2 separate regions of the Homo sapiens genome follow, and region 2 is linked to region 1. Evidence: read pairs that join two places in POLR2A ChIA-PET (ENCODE). Cell type or tissue: Panc1. All regions are shown on one strand. Each heading gives the region's core, and the rest is flanking DNA. Links, peaks and the distances in the headings are about the cores only. Region 1 overlaps LOC124903080 (a long non-coding RNA gene). Region 2 holds the start of LOC102723639 (a long non-coding RNA gene).

Region 1 (2,920 bases), core at 137-2,636:
CAGAACGATAGTCCCAAGAGGTGGTCCTTGGCAAGCTGGTTCTGTAGTGGAAGAAGACTGGAAATGACTGCCTACCGCTGCTCTCACATGAAGTTTCTCACTCATCGGGAACCAAGGTGCTGCATAATGTCCTGATCTGCCAATCTTAGCATGTCACCTGCATCCAGAACAGCAGGAAGGAGAAAAGCAGAAGACCCTTTCCCTCTACAACAACATCCTAGAAATAACACACGACACTTCTATGCAAAACTTTATTGATGAAAACTCAGTCTGATGGCTGCTCTTGGCTATAAAAGGACTGAGAGAATTAGGTTTTCAGCCAGGACATAACTCTGGACTGTTAAAAGCCAGGGTTCTGGCCGGGCGCAATGGCTCACGCCTGTAATCCCAGCACTTTGGGAGGCCGAGGCGGGCGGATCATGAGGTCAGGAGATCGAGACCATCCTGGCTAACATGGTGAAACCCCGTCTCTACTAAAAATACAAAAAATTAGCCGGGCGTGGTAGCGGGAGCCTGTAGTCCCAGCTACTCGGGAGGCTGAGGCAGGAGAATGGTGTGAACTCGGGAGGCGGAGTTTGCAGTGAGCCAAGATCGCACCACTGCACTCCAGCCTGGGCGATAGAGCGAGACTCCATCTCAAAAACAGAACAAAACAAAACAAAACAAAACAGAAAACCCTGACATGATTCAGCTATTGGAAGGCTTTTAAAGTCTTTTTGACTGTAAATTTTCTGAATTCTAAATATAAATCAAGAATTTTCAACAAACTTGAGCATCCACATGTGATGTGTTATTGGCATAAGATATGCACTAGATTTTAAAAACTTAGGATGCAAAAAAATGTAAAGTGTCTCACTGATAAGTTTTATGTCTATTACGTGATGAAAGGATAATATTTTGGTTAAAATCACTTAAATATATTATTTAAACTAATTCTGTTACTTTTCACTTTTTAAAATGTGACTACTAGAAAATTTATTTATTTATTTATTTATTTATTTATTAATTATTGTTGAGACAGGGTCTTGCTCTGTCGCCCAGTATGGAGTACAGTGATGCGATCTTGGCTCACAGCAACCTCCATCTCCCATGCTCAAGTGATTCTCCCACCTCAGCCTCCTAAGTAGTTGGGACTACAGATGCACACCACCATGCCTAGCTAATTTTTGTAACTTTTTTGGTAGAGACGGGGTTCTTGCATGTTGTCCAGACTGGTAGAAAATTTAAAATTACAAACGTGGGTTTCCTTAGATTTCTACTGTACAGTGCTGGGCTAGAGTGTAGTAAGTCACTGAAGAAAGACCATTTCACAAGTCTGTTCTTTCTGCTGTAAATGAGGTACCAACTGAATCATCTCTGGTTGTAGCATGAACCCAGCACATTCAATGACAATGGGATGAACAAAGGAATATACATGCATACATGAAATGCAATATTTTTTCATTTCTAGGCTTCACTGCAGTTGCTGAAATCTGGCATCTCATGTGAGAGGCTCCCCTGGGTCTTTCACATGTTGTCAGAGATTCCATAGTTTATCACCTGAAATATTTTTCTTGTATTGTGTACCTCCTGGCAAGATCTTAAGTTGACATCAACTGAGAAATAAGGAAGTAAGAAATACTGTACTTTACTTCACTCATCTATTCAACAAGTAGTAATGGACTCTCTACTATACACCCAATACTGTTCTAGAAGAATATTGATTCAATGGTGACCACTCCAGACACGGTTCCTACCCTCCTGGGGCTTATCTTCTATTGAGAAACCAAACAAATAACAGAAAACATGTAGACCCTTTAATTAAGAAATTTACCCCAGAGGGTCTCACTTTTGGCCGGGCATGGTGGCTCACACCTGTAATCCTAGCACTTTGGAAGACCAAGTCAGTTGGATCACATAACGCCAGGAGTTCACGATCAGCCTGGCCAACATGACAAAACCCTGTCTCTACTAAAAATACAAAAATTAACCAGGTGTGATGGCATGTGCCTGTAGTCCCAGCTACTCCGGAGGCTGAGGCAGGAGAATTGCTTGAACCCAGGAGGTGGAGGTTGGAGTGAGCCGAGATTGAGCCACTGCACTGCAACCTGAGCAATAGAGTGAGAACTTGTCTCAAAAAAACAAAGAAAGAAAGAAAGGAAAAAGAAACTTATCTGCTGTATTTCCTTCCCCATGATCTTTCATATATTACCTTCACTGAGACTATTTTTTCTTTTCTATCTTCTCCTTCCTGGTAAGTTTTGGGAGAATCAAGGAAGCAATTTCTGATGAAGTCTTTGTTATGACACAGATAGGCTCCTGGGGGAACCTAAGAAAGTAAGCCACAAGATGGCCCCAGAATTAGACACTGCTGCCCAACATTCGTGCGACTTCTCCATCTCCAGTTCTTGACAGACGATCAAGACTAGTCACCAGGAGAACTGACTGTGGTTCTTTAAAGGAGCATATAATTATAATGCTTGGTACTTAAGGGATGTCTTTTATTTCAAGCTCTTTCAGCACCTAAGGAGTTTTAACTCCATAATCTTGGCAGCTTTTCATTACATTACTTTTTTTCCATCAAATTGTACAAGGACCTACTTGAACAACTTTTTTTTTTTTTTTTTTTTTTTTTGAGATGGAGTCTCCCTCTGTCACCCAGGCTGGAGTGCAGTGGCGTGAACTCGGCTCACTGCAAGCTCCACCTCCCGGGTTCATGCCATTCTCCTGCCTCAGCCTCCCGAGTAGCTGGGACTACAGGCGCCTGCCACCAAGCCCAGCTATTATTTTATTTTTTATTTTTAGTAGAGACGGGGTTTCACCATGTTAGCCAGGATGGTCTCAATCTCCTGACCTCGTGATCCACCTGCCTCGGCCTCCCAAAGTGCTGGGATTACAGGCGTGAGCCACCACACCCAGCCTGAACATTTTTAAAAAGCTC
Region 2 (2,920 bases), core at 233-2,732, 70 kb after region 1:
CCACCGTGCCCTGCCCACTTTTTAGAAGTTGAAACTTGCTAATGGCTTTAAAGGAGAGGAAGATTTGTTTTTTTCTGCTTTATGTCTTCAGGTAGATTAGGTTTCAGAGTATTTTCCCAATTATAGGAGAACCAGACTGGAGCGCTCTCTGGGTTCACAATTTCTTTCCATGGCTGTGTATACGCTTCATGCATCCCTTCTCCTGACTCCCAACTTTGGGGACTCTGTGTCTCCTTCACCCTAACCCTGTAACCCTGTAAGCCTAGTGGGGCTGCCCATGTTGTCACTCCACCACTCCTGCCAGGCTTTTCATGGTCCTTTACTAGATTAGGTATGCAACTTTGGTTATGGATCACTTGATAAACATGGTAAGATGCAGATTCCCAGGCCAAACCACTAAAAATTCTGAATCAGTATGGTAAACTTGGAGAGGAGCTGGAATATATGCACATGTAATTCACATCCAAGATGGTCTTTGAGAAACACTTTGGGAAACATGGTCCTAGGATCTTGAAGCTAATGGTGCATGAGCCTAGAGCACCTATGGCCACTAGGCCACTTTCTCATTGCCTGGAGAAAGTCAGAGTTCAGGAAGACACAAGAAGGCAGCATGCAGAGAGAAGCAGAGTGAAGAAGTAAAGGAAAAAAGAGAATAGAATTTGAGTTCCTAGACACAGTGGTCTGTGAGGACAGCTCCACCCCTTTTCTTCCTGAGGCTTTAGTTGTATAAATCAGAGTGTTCTTTATTTCTTTCTAAATCTTGAACTTCTGTGACTTAAGAGGGCTACTCCGTAGATATGGGGAAGTACTGGTATACCGGCAGGTATAACTGGTTTATTTGCAACATAAATCTTTCCGAAAATATAATCCATAATATTCTGTAAGTAGACCAAGTATACTTAATAATACCAAGTATATCATCAAGTATATATTAAGTATATAACTTAGTAATACCAAGTATATCAAGCACAGTGGCTGGGTTATGCTGCAGTAAGAACCACCCTCCAAATCTCAGTGGCTTAACATGAGTTTCTTTCTTTCTCCTTTCTCATACTACATACACTACGCATATAGGCCGGAGGATTTCTGCTCCATGAAGTCTCTCAGAGATCCAGGCTGATACAGAGTTCATCTTAACAAGTGCTTTCGTAGTCACCACAGCAGTGGGAAATGAACATGGAAATCATTGATCATGGCTCTTAAAGTTTCTGTTCCAAAGTGACACAGGTACCTTCTGTTCATATTTCATTGGCCAAAGCAAAGCACACAGGTATGCCTATCCTCAAAAGAGGACAAGAAGTACAATTCTTCTAGGTGCCTGAAAAGAAAAGAATTAGAAATATTAGATTAGTGCCACTATTGCCTACTGCACCAGAGGAACTCAGTGATTTAAGATAGTTTTAACAAAGGATGAATAAAAATATGAGCTAGAATATATGACAGCCTGGGGTGGACCAGGCATTTTGCCTACATTATATTACTTAATAGGTACCCAGCAAGACAGATATGGCTACCCCCAATTCACAGAGGGGAAAACTGAGGATTAGAAAGTTTAGACAAGTGACCAAGTATACTCAGCCAATAAGTGATGGCTTTAGCTTTGAATCTGGCTTACTCTTTCCCCCAAACCCATACTTTTAACCACCATGATTTTATCATTTATTCAACACTTTCTTTCGGAAAACCCACATATTTTCAAAATGCCAGCATTAAGGAAGACATAAAGGTGACTCTTGAGGAGTTCACTGTCTGGCCACTAAAATATTCATGATCTGTCTTACATGGGGTGAGAATTAAAGCAGGGGAATCAGCAATAAAATCAGAGAGCCAGTATTAACACAATACATGATTTAGCTTTCTCAGAGATTAAATCTGGTGCTCAGCAGCTTATCAACTTTCTCTAGTGAGAGCCTGGTATAATCTCACTGTGAAAAAAAGGCTTCTGCTATCCAAACCCTCCCTGAAATGTTTCTTGATAATTTTAAAAGCCATGTTTTAAATAATATATATTATTATACAGCAAATATTCACTCCCTCCCTTTACTAATGTGGGCAGAGATTTTCTGCATGCTGCTAAGTTTGGGCTTGGTCATATGACTTGCTTTGGTCAGTGCAATGTTAGAGGGCATGATGTATGCATGAGTTCTTAAACATGCTTGCATGTTTTGGTTCAGGTTTTGAGCTTTCTTAATCCATGTTGAGAAAGACATGACTTAGGTAGTCACTGCCCTTTTATCTAGGACTCCAGAATAAACACACGTGCAGCGTATGTGGAGTCATGGAGCCAAGCCAGGCCCACGTCAGCTGAGCCGCAGTTGATTGCAGACCCATGAATGTGAGAATAAATGCTTGTAGCTATTAGTCACTGGATTTGTGGGATGGTTTGTTATGCAGCATTACTACAATAGCCGACTAATACACCATTTATCCTGCACGCTGGTGGGAGATGAAAGTTGAACCCAAGAACATTTCATGGGTCATTTATTTAGGACTGTTTAATCTGGAGAGGTGGAGTGGATCTCCAGATACTTCAAGGGGCCTGATGGTCTCTTGGCATAAGGAAGGGCACAAGACTGGCGATTAGGAACACTTGAATTCTAATCTCAATTTTGACTCACACACGCTGTTTGAAGATGGATATAAGTTATTCGCCTTTCTTGTTTTTATTGTTTTATTTTCTGTATAAGGGCTGGTCTAGATTGTAATGGCAAATAGGTCTAAATGACCACCAAGATTAATTAGTGATGGTTGTCTGAAGTCCTCACAAATTTGGAGGATGGATCTAGGCAAGGGATAAAAGTTCTGGAATTGATTATTGATGTCTGCCATGGGCACAGATTTTATTTTATTTTTTTCATTTCTTGCCCACTCTATATATCTGGGACCATAAGAGTATAAGAAGCCAGCCAGTTGACCTTGT

What was found. Peaks named below come from ENCODE experiments on the same cell type or tissue, not always from the same donor. Only the 100,000 strongest peaks of a DNase experiment are listed, where the experiment ranks them.
Region 2: POLR2A ChIA-PET joins it to region 1 with 10 read pairs; 2 of 35 experiments call an interaction of 5 or more read pairs at or near these places.

Annotation. Positions count from the first base shown.
Region 1 is chr12:114,969,478-114,972,397 of GRCh38, forward strand. It overlaps LOC124903080 (a long non-coding RNA gene), which reads left to right. Exons shown (of 3, transcript XR_007063587.1): 3 at 4-384. Among named protein-coding and RNA genes, the nearest start is that of TBX3, 290 kb to the left of the region's middle. In Panc1, for the core only: no CTCF peak of the experiment used is centred there; no DNase peak of the experiment used is centred there.
Region 2 is chr12:115,039,573-115,042,492 of GRCh38, forward strand. It overlaps LOC102723639 (a long non-coding RNA gene), which reads left to right and starts at 34. Exons shown (of 8, transcript XR_007063588.1): 1 at 34-1,227. In Panc1, for the core only: no CTCF peak of the experiment used is centred there; no DNase peak of the experiment used is centred there.